Linked DNA regions of Homo sapiens: region 2 is linked to region 1. The links are chromatin contacts, found by Hi-C or POLR2A ChIA-PET in ENCODE. All regions are on one chromosome and are shown on one strand. Each heading gives the region's core, a stretch centred on a gene start or an enhancer-like site at or near the end of the contact. The rest is flanking DNA. Distances are from core to core; before and after follow the strand shown.

Region 1 (5,634 bases), core at 3,115-5,614:
CCTGGAATCTCCTGTTCTCATCTGCAAAGTTTGGCTTCCAACCTTGCCTCGCACACCAGGGCAGTTCTATTCCTCGGTGTTTTCCATGTAGGACCTAATTTTAAAGTTTCTCACTTGCCGACCGGTTTCCTCAGTCCCTCCCCTGCACCTCTCCCCAGCACGGAGAGATCACAGCCATCGGTGCGTGGGAAGGACGCCAGCCTCCAGCCTCCCTTGCCCCTTTCACCCCTCAGATGCCCCCATGCCCACCCCGGCAGGGCGCCCCCGACAGGCCGAAGGTCCGAGGCCTCGCTCAACACCCGACCCGCCCGGAGTCCTCAGTGACGAAGCCAACATGGCCGCTCCCCACGAGGCCCCTCGGGCCCGAGTGACCTGCCAGCCGTGGCGGGGTGCCCGGGAGGCCCAGACCGCAGGTCGCTCCCCAGCGGTGGGCTGCCACCGCCCGGCCACGCCGCCCCCACCCCGCGCGCGCCCCCGACGGCTCGCGCCGCGCCGGTGAAGTTGCGGGCGGGGGAGGGGAACAGGGTGCCCGCACGGGGGCTGCTCCGCGCCGCCCCAGCTCTCCTCTCCCGGCGCCCAGAACCTTGGCCCGAGACCGCGCGCGAAAGCAGGGCGCGAACACCCCCGCCCGCCACTCGGGCACCACAGACCCCAAGTGGCCGGCCCGCGGCCGCACAGGTGCACCGGACCCTGCCTCCGCCCCGCACGCTGGCCGGGACTCTCGGCCCACCTCCCCGGACCTGCTTTTCCCCGGGCGTCCTCTAACTTCCCGGGGTCTGCCCACTTCCTTCATGGTCCGCTCTCTAGCTCACACTGGGGATAGACTGGAGACCTGCAGTTTTCTCCCTCCGCACCAACCCTCGACTTCACAAAGGGCCCCATCCCCCACTCATAGGCCGAAGCCACCAGGCAGTTCACACCAAGCCCTGGCCTTTGTCTTTTGCTTACCTAGGCACTTAGAGCATCAATTAATACGACAGTTTAGGGCCTCTAAGCTTCTTCCACCTTCTAAACGGTGCCTAATTTTATAACCTTTCCTCCTCCTATCATATAAAGCCCAATGGGGCTATGTTACAACTTAAAAATCTCACCGAGGCAGCACTGTAGTTAAAAAAATTTTAAACACACACACAGAGCAATCTAATTCACAAAGGATACGTTTTCCTTTCCAAAGGTTTTCTGCGGGTAGGAGGACGGACGAGCTATATGTAATGAGGAACAGGTTTTAAGGACGACGACTGGGGGAGGTTCTATAAACCTTCCTACTGGAGGACATTTCCTGTCCCTACGTATCTGTCAACTTTAGAAAGGGGTTTGTTCACAATCTCAATTGACACGTATTTGTGTCCTGCTAAATTCTACTATCAAAAAGCGTTTCATTTCTGAGACATTCATACTCCCGCTGTTTGACTCATGACTGTACATTAGACTCAAAGTTTGGAAAATTGGTTTCCTGATTCTTTACCTGAATCTTTTCAAATAACTGTATTTTAAGACCTACACACGTAGGCAAAAATTTCCTCCCCGGAGCACAACGCATATAAAAATACATATTGACTTCAGTCCTCCTTGCCAACCCAACTCCCACTATAAAATAGTCACAAAAAAAGGTAGTTGTTTCTTTAATACCTAAGAAGCGTTAATACCAAAAAGCTTTATCAACTTCATCTTGACAGACAGCATTTGCATTTCCAAAAAACTGGCAAGAGATTTGCAGGAGTAACTCATACCTATTTCCAGAGAGTCATTCTTGTTCAGACCACTTGCAATGGGGGCTTTCCTCTACCCACGGTTTAGAAACCACTTTCCAACATGCAGTTAGCAGCCTGTTAGTCTGCCAATTCAGGCTTCTTTTTCACTCCTACTCCTGGTGAATGTGCCCCTTCCAATTCTATGGGCAACACCTACCTTCCAAATCAATATACTTCACAGAACAGCCTCTATAGGGTCCCACTAACATCAATTTTCCCCATTCTCTTTCCTGGATACACTGTCCCTCTCCATTTTTTTACCTTTTTCTATTAACTTTAGGTCTGCTTTAACACTAATAGCTACTCTTTCAGCAAGATTATCAAGGAGCTAAATTCATTGCAAAAACAAAACAAAAGCCCTGATGTTAATTTATAGGTAAAATTACTATTTGTAGCTTCCCACCTTTCATTTTTCTACACCTATCATCTCTTTTCCAGAACTTCCAAATAAATTCTTAACTTGTTTAAAATAAACAAAGTATGTCTAGTGAAAAAAATCCCCCTCTCTGTAATTCACTCACAACAAAAGCAGAGTATTTTCTATTTGATACCTGTGTCTTTACCCCCAAATATATTCATGTACACCAGGGATATCTAGCAAAATATAAAAATGCAAATTACCAAAAGCAAGTATCCTGGCTTGAGCACGTGAGGCCAAAACGTGAATGAGGATCAGAGAGCCTAGAGGATTGAGGTGGGGCGCAGTATTAAGGAAGGGCCCGTCCCAAGTGGGCAGAGTAGATGTCAGGTTCCAGGAAAACCGCACAGGGCTAATCAGTGAGGGTCAGTCAGGCCTCCTGAGAAGCTGTACAATCAAACCAAACCTATAAAAATGAGAACAATCTTGCAGAGGCACCTTGCCACTTAAGACCTCCACACTATTTTTTAAAAGTCACTCCTTCATCAGCCCATGGTTAGGTCACCAAAACACTGCCAAGTTTTCAAATTACAAGTCAGGGAGAATGACAGAACAAACTCTCAAACCCTGACTTCCAGGCTCACTACTCAGTGGAGAGATCTAAAGTCTCATGTTCTACTTTATTTTAAAAATTTTTAAGAAGGGTATCCCTATCCCATCATTTGGAGTTCTTACTATCTTCCTGGTTTGCCACCTTTTTAACAACTGCCTAACTCTGAGAGCAGAAGGATTTATGAAAGGGTGTCTCAGAGCTCCTAGGAATCCACTAAAGATGATTTTGAGGGTCATGGCGATCAGAGGATATTACTGAAGGATGGCAGGGGTAAAAAGTAGCTACCTCCAGAGGCTTAAGAGGAAAAGAATAAAGAAAAAGGGTGACCGCTTAGGATGGCAGGGATAAAAAGTAGCTACCTTCAGGGCCTTAAGAGGAAAAGAATAAAGTAAAAGGGAGACCACTTAAATTGAAAAAATAAGGCAAAGTAACATTTTCACAGCATGAGGACAGCAAATAGCATGAAAAAAAGACAAGTCTCCCTGAAATTGGTAAACTGAAGTTTTTAAAGAGAACCACAAAAATAACCTAGAATAACCATTTTATAGTCACTTACTGATTCATTCATTTGCCTCAACTCTCAGAAAAATCTCTTTAAATTCCACCAGAAAACATCTGTCTTCACCTACTAAATTTTGTACCTGCTAATATGAGTTTCTTATTCCTTATGCAATTTGTGAAGAAAGCTCTATTTAGAAAAGATCATCCATGCAACAGGTGAGGAGAAGGTAAAATGGTCACAGAATTCATTTTGATGCAGTTCTCTGGGCTGGTATTAGTAATTAAGAAATGGGATCATGGCCTTGGGGAAGGTCACAGATTAACCATTAGTAGGACAAGAAATCTGAAATCAGATTTGGGGGTCACTAATAAAAGTAACGAGGAATCTTACAAACTTCAGCAAGAAATGCGAGAGGCAAGCCGCAACAGCTGCATGTGAGCAATGATTTAAAAACAGAAGCAGCAATAGAGAAAATAATTAGGGCTTCCAAGGCCCTTCTTTCATTTTTAAGAACACATAAACCATGAGGAGCGTTTAAGCTATCCTCATTGGGAGGCAGACCAAATGCAGCAAGAGGCAGTTCGGAAATAGGAAGCCTGTGGAAAAAAAAAAGAGCACAGTACCTCTTGGCGCTGGTGGAGAGGAGTTTGGAGTTTTTGCTCATGCTGACTTTACTCTCCTTCTTCTTGGGGGTGTTTGTTTCTTTCTCGGTTTGCTGGTTGGAAGACGAAGATGAGGAGGAGCTGGTGCTGGCCCTCGAATCGTCATCCGACATAGCGAACCCCCCACCCCACCCCGCAAACAGCCCCTGCAGGGGGAGAGAAACAAAACAGAAACACACAAACCATGCAGCCAGTGTAAATAAGGAACTCGGGTGCTGTCAGGAGGGCATTGACCAGGGGCGCACGCGGCCGCCCACCGCCCTCCACTCGCTTTTCAAAGTCTGCAGGCCCATTAAGGCTTTTGCAAATCGGACGCGGCTTGTTTATTTTTGGCCCCAAGTGGGGAACGCTGTGGGAAAACGGTCTGGAGCTAGGAGAGAGGCCCCTCCCTCGCCCCCCGGGGCTCTCCGCTGGGCAGGGAGGGAGTAGCCCGGGAGGCGAAGGAGGGCAGGGCGGGGGGCGCGGGGCGCCACGGCGGGGCAGGGAGGGAAGGTCCCGGCGGCCGGCCGGCCTCGGGGCTGTTTTTGTCCGCTTTCCGGGGGTCGTGAGGGGCCGGTGGCCCGGGTGAGACTGTGGGGCCACGAGCGGAGTTTGGCGAGGTCGGGAAGAGAGGAGGGGCGGGAAGGAGTAAGAGAGGAAGCCGAAACAGGGGGACGGAGGCGGGGAGCGGGTGCCCGGGTGGGGGAAGGGAGAGGCCGGCGGGGGGCAGGGGCGACGAGGCCCGAGGCCCCCCCGCGCCGCGCCCCGACGCCCCTCCCGGCCTGCCTGCCTCTGGCCGCCCTGCTCACAGCTATGCGGCCGGGCGGGGGTCCGGAGCACACGCCCGATCGCCACTCCTGTAGGGGGATAGGGGCTGCGGCGGGGAATGGGGGGGTCGGCCTCCGCAGCGAAGACATAACAATGAGCCCTTCCGCCCCGGAGGGGTTAATCCCCGCGAACCCCCGCCCCTGGGGAAAACGGGGCTCCCCCAACTCCCTCCCACCCCCGCTCCCGGGCCCCTCGGTGGCCAGTGGGGGGCTCTTGGGGCAGCGCTGACAGTTCGAGCCACAATGACCCCCGTCCTCAATGCGGGCGGCCCCCGCACCCCACGCGGCCCGGGGTCCCTGCCCATCCCCCGCGGGCGGGCCCCGGACCCCTGGGGCTCCCCAGCCCCTCTCCGCTCCCCCCCCGCGCCGGCCCCGTGCCCTGCGGCCCGGCGGCCCCGGCGGCGCGAGTCGGGGGAGGCGGCGAGGGGTGTCCCCGAGGCCCGGCGGCGCGGCCGGGGGGCGGCGGGCCGCTGGGGGGATCCCCGTACCTCTCTTTGTGTCTGGCTCCTCCGTGCCGCCGCGGCGGCTGCTGCTGCGGCTGCGGCTGGGCCTGGCCACTCGTGTCTCTCTCTCGCTGGGAGAGAAGCGGAAGTGCAGCAACAGCAACTATTAAACAGGCAATGGCTTCCCCCAGCCACACACGCTCGCACACACACCACTCCTCCGCCGCCGCCTCCTCCTCCTCCTCCTCCTCGCCCTCACCCCTCCCCCACCCGGCCCGGTCCCACCCACCCGCGCTCCCCTCCCCCTGCAACACCTCCTGGGGGTGCGCGAGGAAGACCCAGGAGACCCCAGGAAACCCTGTCCCCCACAGACACCCCCACCCCAGCGCCTCCTCCGGACGCCCGGGAAGGGGGCGAGGGTTGTGAATTTTCTCTTAAGTGGTTTGGGAACCTGGATTCTGGGCGGGAGAGGGGAAGCCGATGGAGATGGGGGGCGCTG
Region 2 (5,071 bases), core at 512-3,011, 340 kb before region 1:
TCCTGGCCTCTCTGCTTGAGTCACTGGCTCTACAGCCTTCCTGCCATTCCCACCTGCACAGCAAGTGATCACAGCTATCTTTCTTTCTTTCTTTCTTTCTTTCTTTCTTTCTTTTTTTTTTTTTGGCAGAATTTCGCTCTTGTCGCCCAGGCTGGAGTGCAGTGGCACAATCTCAGCTCACTGCAACCTCTGCCTCCTGGGTTCAAGTGATTATCTTGCCTCAGCCTCCTGAGTAGCTGGGATTACAGGTGCCTGTCACCATGCCCGGCTAATTATTTGTATTTTTAGTAGAGAGAGGGTTTTGCCATGTTGGCCAGGCTGGTCTTGAACTCCTGACCCCAGGTGATCCACCTGCCTGGGCCTCCCAAAGTGCTGGGATTATAGGTGTGAGCTATTTCTAAGGCATTCTGAAATCCTGGGCCTATGTTAACTCTATGAGTATAAAATTCTTACCGTTTGGTTTCACTAAGTCTTTACTGTTGTTACCTCTTCCTGGCAAGCCAATTTTGTCTCTGGCCTAGCAACCTTAGCTATAGTGTCTCTTTGACGTTAACATATTATTTTTTAATATTCCTTCTTTTATTTCCTTCACAGGGTACATCCCCAGTTACTTAGACAAGGACGAGCTCTGTGTAGTGTGTGGTGACAAAGCCACCGGGTATCACTACCGCTGTATCACGTGTGAAGGCTGCAAGGTAATTGCCCTGGGTCCACAAGCACAGAGCTTAGCCCAGCTCCAGTCCCCTCCCAGTCCTCTTCCAGAATGCAATGTTAAGTTTAAATTCAAATTAAAATCAAATTCTAACATCCATGGTCTGTGATCATCCAGGTGTCTGGTTGTGCTCTTCATTTTTGACATGTTCAAGAACTGAATTTTTTTCCCAAATCATAAATAACTAAATGAGTGTAATGTCTGGTTTCTTTACTTCTGCAAGTGTTTTTAAAACAGGAAGAGAATCAATAAAATAAAAAGAAATTAATAAAACTCTTACTTTGGGTTTAAAAAGCATAGGTCCTTTTTAACATGTTGTCATCCCGAGAAATGACTGTTTCTCTTCTTGTTTTATCTACAGTGTTGGAGGAGACAGAGTTTACTCTACCACAGGCTGTTTTCTGCTGTTAGTCTGAGTGAATATGCTCATTTTCAAGGGTTCCAATAGGGAATATCTTTGAGGCTACTTAGATTCAGTTATGTTCTGAAATTATCCAAGTTGGCTTTTCGCACAGCCTGCAGTGACTAAGTAGATTCTGGTCATCCATCGGCTAATTTTGTGCTGTACAGTCCTATCTGCAGGAAATACTTGACAAGAATATACCAGTGATCAGTCCATTCACTTCCTGAAACTGAACCTAAATTGGCCTACTTACAAGACTTCATCAACAAAATTCAGATAAGGTTTCTGGAAAATATCTTTTGGTCCAACAATCTAGCCTTGAAAATGAAATCTACCATAAAGGAAAAAGCTTGACCCAGTGCTGTATTTCGTGTCTGTTCAGCTAATGTTTCATAAATAAAGAAGTATTTAAAGTCAGGGAAGGACTTTTAAAATTGTTTACTTGTTAAATACCTTGTCTTTTTTACCTCTTATATTTAAAACTAAATTATCAAGATGTAAACCCTAAAGCAAAAATTGTATTAAATGTATAAAACATTTCACCTTCCCTCCTCTCTCATCCACCTTACCTCTTTTTCTCTTCTTCCGCTTCTCCAACTGCCCCGCTTTGTTCATACCCTTGCTCGTAAAGCCCCCAAATCAACATGTTAGCTCAGTTTCAAATTAAGGTGTTTTCCTTTTCCCTAGTGGAAGATTTTCCATGCAAATTCCCTATGTTTTTGTACGTGACATTAGGAAACATTTAGGAGAAGGCTGCTAAAAATGTTGAGATAATACATCCATTGGAAAGGGGTAATTTCTAAGGTTGCAAGACTTGCTTTTTGGAATGTGGTGTAACATGTTCTTATTTATCCAGACCCCTTTGATCTGGAATTCGTAGTCCTTTAACAAAGACTGGGCTAAAGGTTGCCATTACATCTATGAAAATAATGTCTTAGGGAATTTAATGAATCTAATTACAAGTAAGTTCTGGCTATTTATTAATTAGAGACTTGCAGACAGTCTCTTGAAAGTAGTTTTATTGGCTTGATTTGAAAGTAATAAAACTACATAACTTTAGGTACCTACTCTCATTCCAAAAGTTCGATAATTCAAACTAGACTTTTCTCTAAATTAGTCCCAATTCATAAGGCTTTCCCTACCTTAGTTGCAGCACTGAGATTCTTCTAAATCGGCGCATAATGGGAAATTTCGAATTCTGGGAGAGAGATCCTGATTCCATTTAATATGGAATTCAATTTAATACTTAATTCCCCAAAATGACTCTAAAGAGTGAATGTGCCTTACAGAGGACAATACGTTATTAGTGACTGACTTAAACAAAGAGAGAATTGAGCCTATTAACCTATATCCCTGCCTCACATATGTCTTCAGGATGATCAAGAAATCAACTAGCCTGTTTTCCCTAGATCACAGGATGTTTGGAGCCTGGATCAGCTGAGGTTTTCTTAAAAGAAGAAATCGTGTAGCAAAATCTAGATTTTTTTTCAGATTCTGTGACTTTGTCTCAGGTCAGAATCCTGTTTCTAGGGTTGCCTTCATTGTAAAATCAGAGAAGAGCCTTCCCAGGGTACTTGTGCGGATCACTTAATATAATGACAAAGCATCTTGGAAAAAGACAAACGAGTTTTTCAAGTGAAACACGGTTTTTAAGAGTGGTGAAAGATGAAAGGGTTAATTGTTTCCTATATCGTTTATTCAAACCTGTAATTTAAAAATATTTCTACCCCATACTTGCAATGTGTATGGAGAGAATCCTTTTTGCCAGTTTTCACCCTGAGAAGAGTGAAATCTTTTGGAGATGTCATGTCTGTTGTGATATCCAAGTTTTTACACATCTTTTGTAGAAAGGATATTGATACTGTCCCACAGCAAACTATTTTTAGAGAAAGAATCAAAGCTTTTCAACAGCTGCCTGAATAGTGAACTAGAAGAGTGAGTTATCTCCTTTTCACATTGATCAGTGAATCATCTCAAAGTACTAAAAAATGGATACAGTTCTTCTCAGAATACAAAGAAACATGTCTGATATTGATTTATAAAAGCAAGACCTCTTCTTACCAACAAATCATCAATGAAATATATGTCCTTATTTATTGCCCAGGGCATCTCTTTTGTCAGCTCATCTCTAAAAGGATTTTTTTAAAATAAGTAGACTGTTTTAAATGTCTTCAAGTCCACTTCCAAGAGTTAATTTCTGTTACTTTTTAAAATGAAGTGGTTCCTTATCATACATCAAAATATGCTTTAATTATAGCTTAAGAAAGGCCAACATTTTAAGAAGAAAATCAAGAAAAAACAAAAAAAAGAAAGGCCAACATCTTTAAAAGGATTTGGTCCATGAAGTGCCCAAGACAAGTCATCAGAGATAGGCCACAGAAAAGATGGCATAGTGTATAGTAGAGCTAGCTATCTCAACTCTTTTGTGGAAATAAGCAAAGTATAAATTATTTCATTCATCCCAATAAAAAGTGAACAGAGTGACTTTTTGGAGTGTCTGGTGTGTCACACCTCATTCTCTGCTTAGCGTGGTCTTACTGGTCAATGTACTCCTTGCCCTAAACCCACCCCTGAACATGAGTCAGCATCAGAGTATGAGGGAGACAAGGGTCTCCCCAACTTCAGATAGACTAACAATCTTCCTATCCTAGTAAGCCGTCAGCATTCTTACTGGATGTCTTGGACTTTGGTATTTCTACCTCTAGGAAATTATTGTTTCCTCCAGAAGGAGGCGTGCTACCCTACCCCTCCCCTCCCTGTCTGTGACATACATCTTCTTGCCAGGAATCTCTGGGTTTCTTTAGTTCTCCTTTGCCCTCCTTGGTCAGAGGGTAGCAGAGAGAAAAGCTAGGTTTGCAGGGAAACTTGTTTTTCACTCTCATGGCATGCTCTGACATTCATGCTTTGGCAAGATTTGCCCACCCTGCACACCCAGGAAATCATTGCCAACATCTCCAACAACTGCCCTGCGTGTGAATGAGTGAATCTTGTAACAGTGTATGAACATCACTGAAATTAATGGACTCAAGTGCTTAGGAACACAGAACCCAAATATAATATTGACAGTTTTCTGTTAGAACTTGAACAATGGAAATGATAAGGGATTTGCATATACGCCCCAAAATCAAGTCTGTTAGTCTCAGTTATTCCTGATGTTTTTCTATTTTATTCTGCTTTGCCCAATATAAAATCCTACCTCGGGCATTTTCATAATAAGAAAGAGCTTTTGTGTCTGAAGGAGGAATATGCAATAGGGTATACGTATATAATCAAAGCCAAAGAACATTAACCGGGATCATAAAAATTTGGGCTGAATCTAGATCAACTGATATTTCCCACCATTTATCTAGCAAAGTTAGAGGACCCCTTTAGGCCTTAGCAGAAGACATCCATCAAAACTTGTTTTGCCACCAGGAACAGTGGCTCATGCCTGTAATCCCAGCACTTTGGGAGGCGGAGGCAGACGGATCACTTGAGGCCAGGTGTTGGAGACCAGCCTGGCCAATATGGCAAAAACGCATCTCTACTAAAAATACAAAAATTAGCCAGGCGTGGTGGCTCACGCCTATAATCCCAGCACTTTGGGAGGCCAAGGAGGACGGATCACTGAAGGCCAGGAGTTCGAGACCAGCCTGGCCAACATGGCAAAACCCCGTCTCTACTAAAAATACAAAAATTAGCCAGGTGTGGTAGCACACGCCTGTAATCCCAGCTACTCTGGATGCTAAGATATGAGAATCACTTGCACCCTGGAGGTGGAGGTTGTAGTGAGCCAAGATCGCACCACTGCACCCCAGCCTAGGTGACAGAGCGAGACTCTGTCTCAAAAAAAATTTTTTTTAATTTCTTACATTTTAAAACACTCATTTTGCCTTGTTATCCTACCAACAGTTAAAATGAACTTTTTAAGTGGCTGGGGCAGGACTGTTTATAATCTGTTGATCTAAAACATTCAA

Evidence for each region. A loop is a pair of places that touch in the nucleus more often than their neighbours do. ChIA-PET counts read pairs that join two places held with the same protein, here RNA polymerase II (POLR2A). Pooled maps may share reads with other maps.
Region 2: a pooled map shows a loop between it and region 1 (2.7-fold over the local background). The contact joins the promoter of THRB-AS2 here to the promoter of UBE2E1-AS1 in region 1. A Hi-C loop is called at or near these places in 4 of 50 pooled maps. POLR2A ChIA-PET finds 5 or more read pairs at or near these places in 3 of 52 experiments (PC-9, activated CD4-positive, alpha-beta T cell and activated T-cell).

What each region holds. Positions count from the first base shown.
Region 1 is chr3:23,805,635-23,811,268 of GRCh38, reverse strand. UBE2E1-AS1 (UBE2E1 antisense RNA 1) reads left to right here and starts at 4,364. Exons shown (of 2, transcript NR_046652.1): 1 at 4,364-4,450. UBE2E1 (ubiquitin conjugating enzyme E2 E1) reads right to left here and starts at 5,314. Exons shown (of 6, transcript NM_003341.5): 1 at 5,181-5,314; 2 at 3,848-4,032. The coding sequence starts at 3,999. RefSeq lists silencers at 357-676, 4,189-4,368, 4,569-4,868, 5,059-5,188, 5,269-5,378 and enhancers at 1,147-1,206, 3,799-3,888.
Region 2 is chr3:24,148,014-24,153,084 of GRCh38, reverse strand. THRB-AS2 (THRB antisense RNA 2) reads right to left here and starts at 1,761. Exons shown (of 4, transcript NR_121667.1): 1 at 1,685-1,761. THRB (thyroid hormone receptor beta) reads left to right here. Exons shown (of 11, transcript NM_001354712.2): 6 at 595-695. RefSeq lists a silencer at 1-71.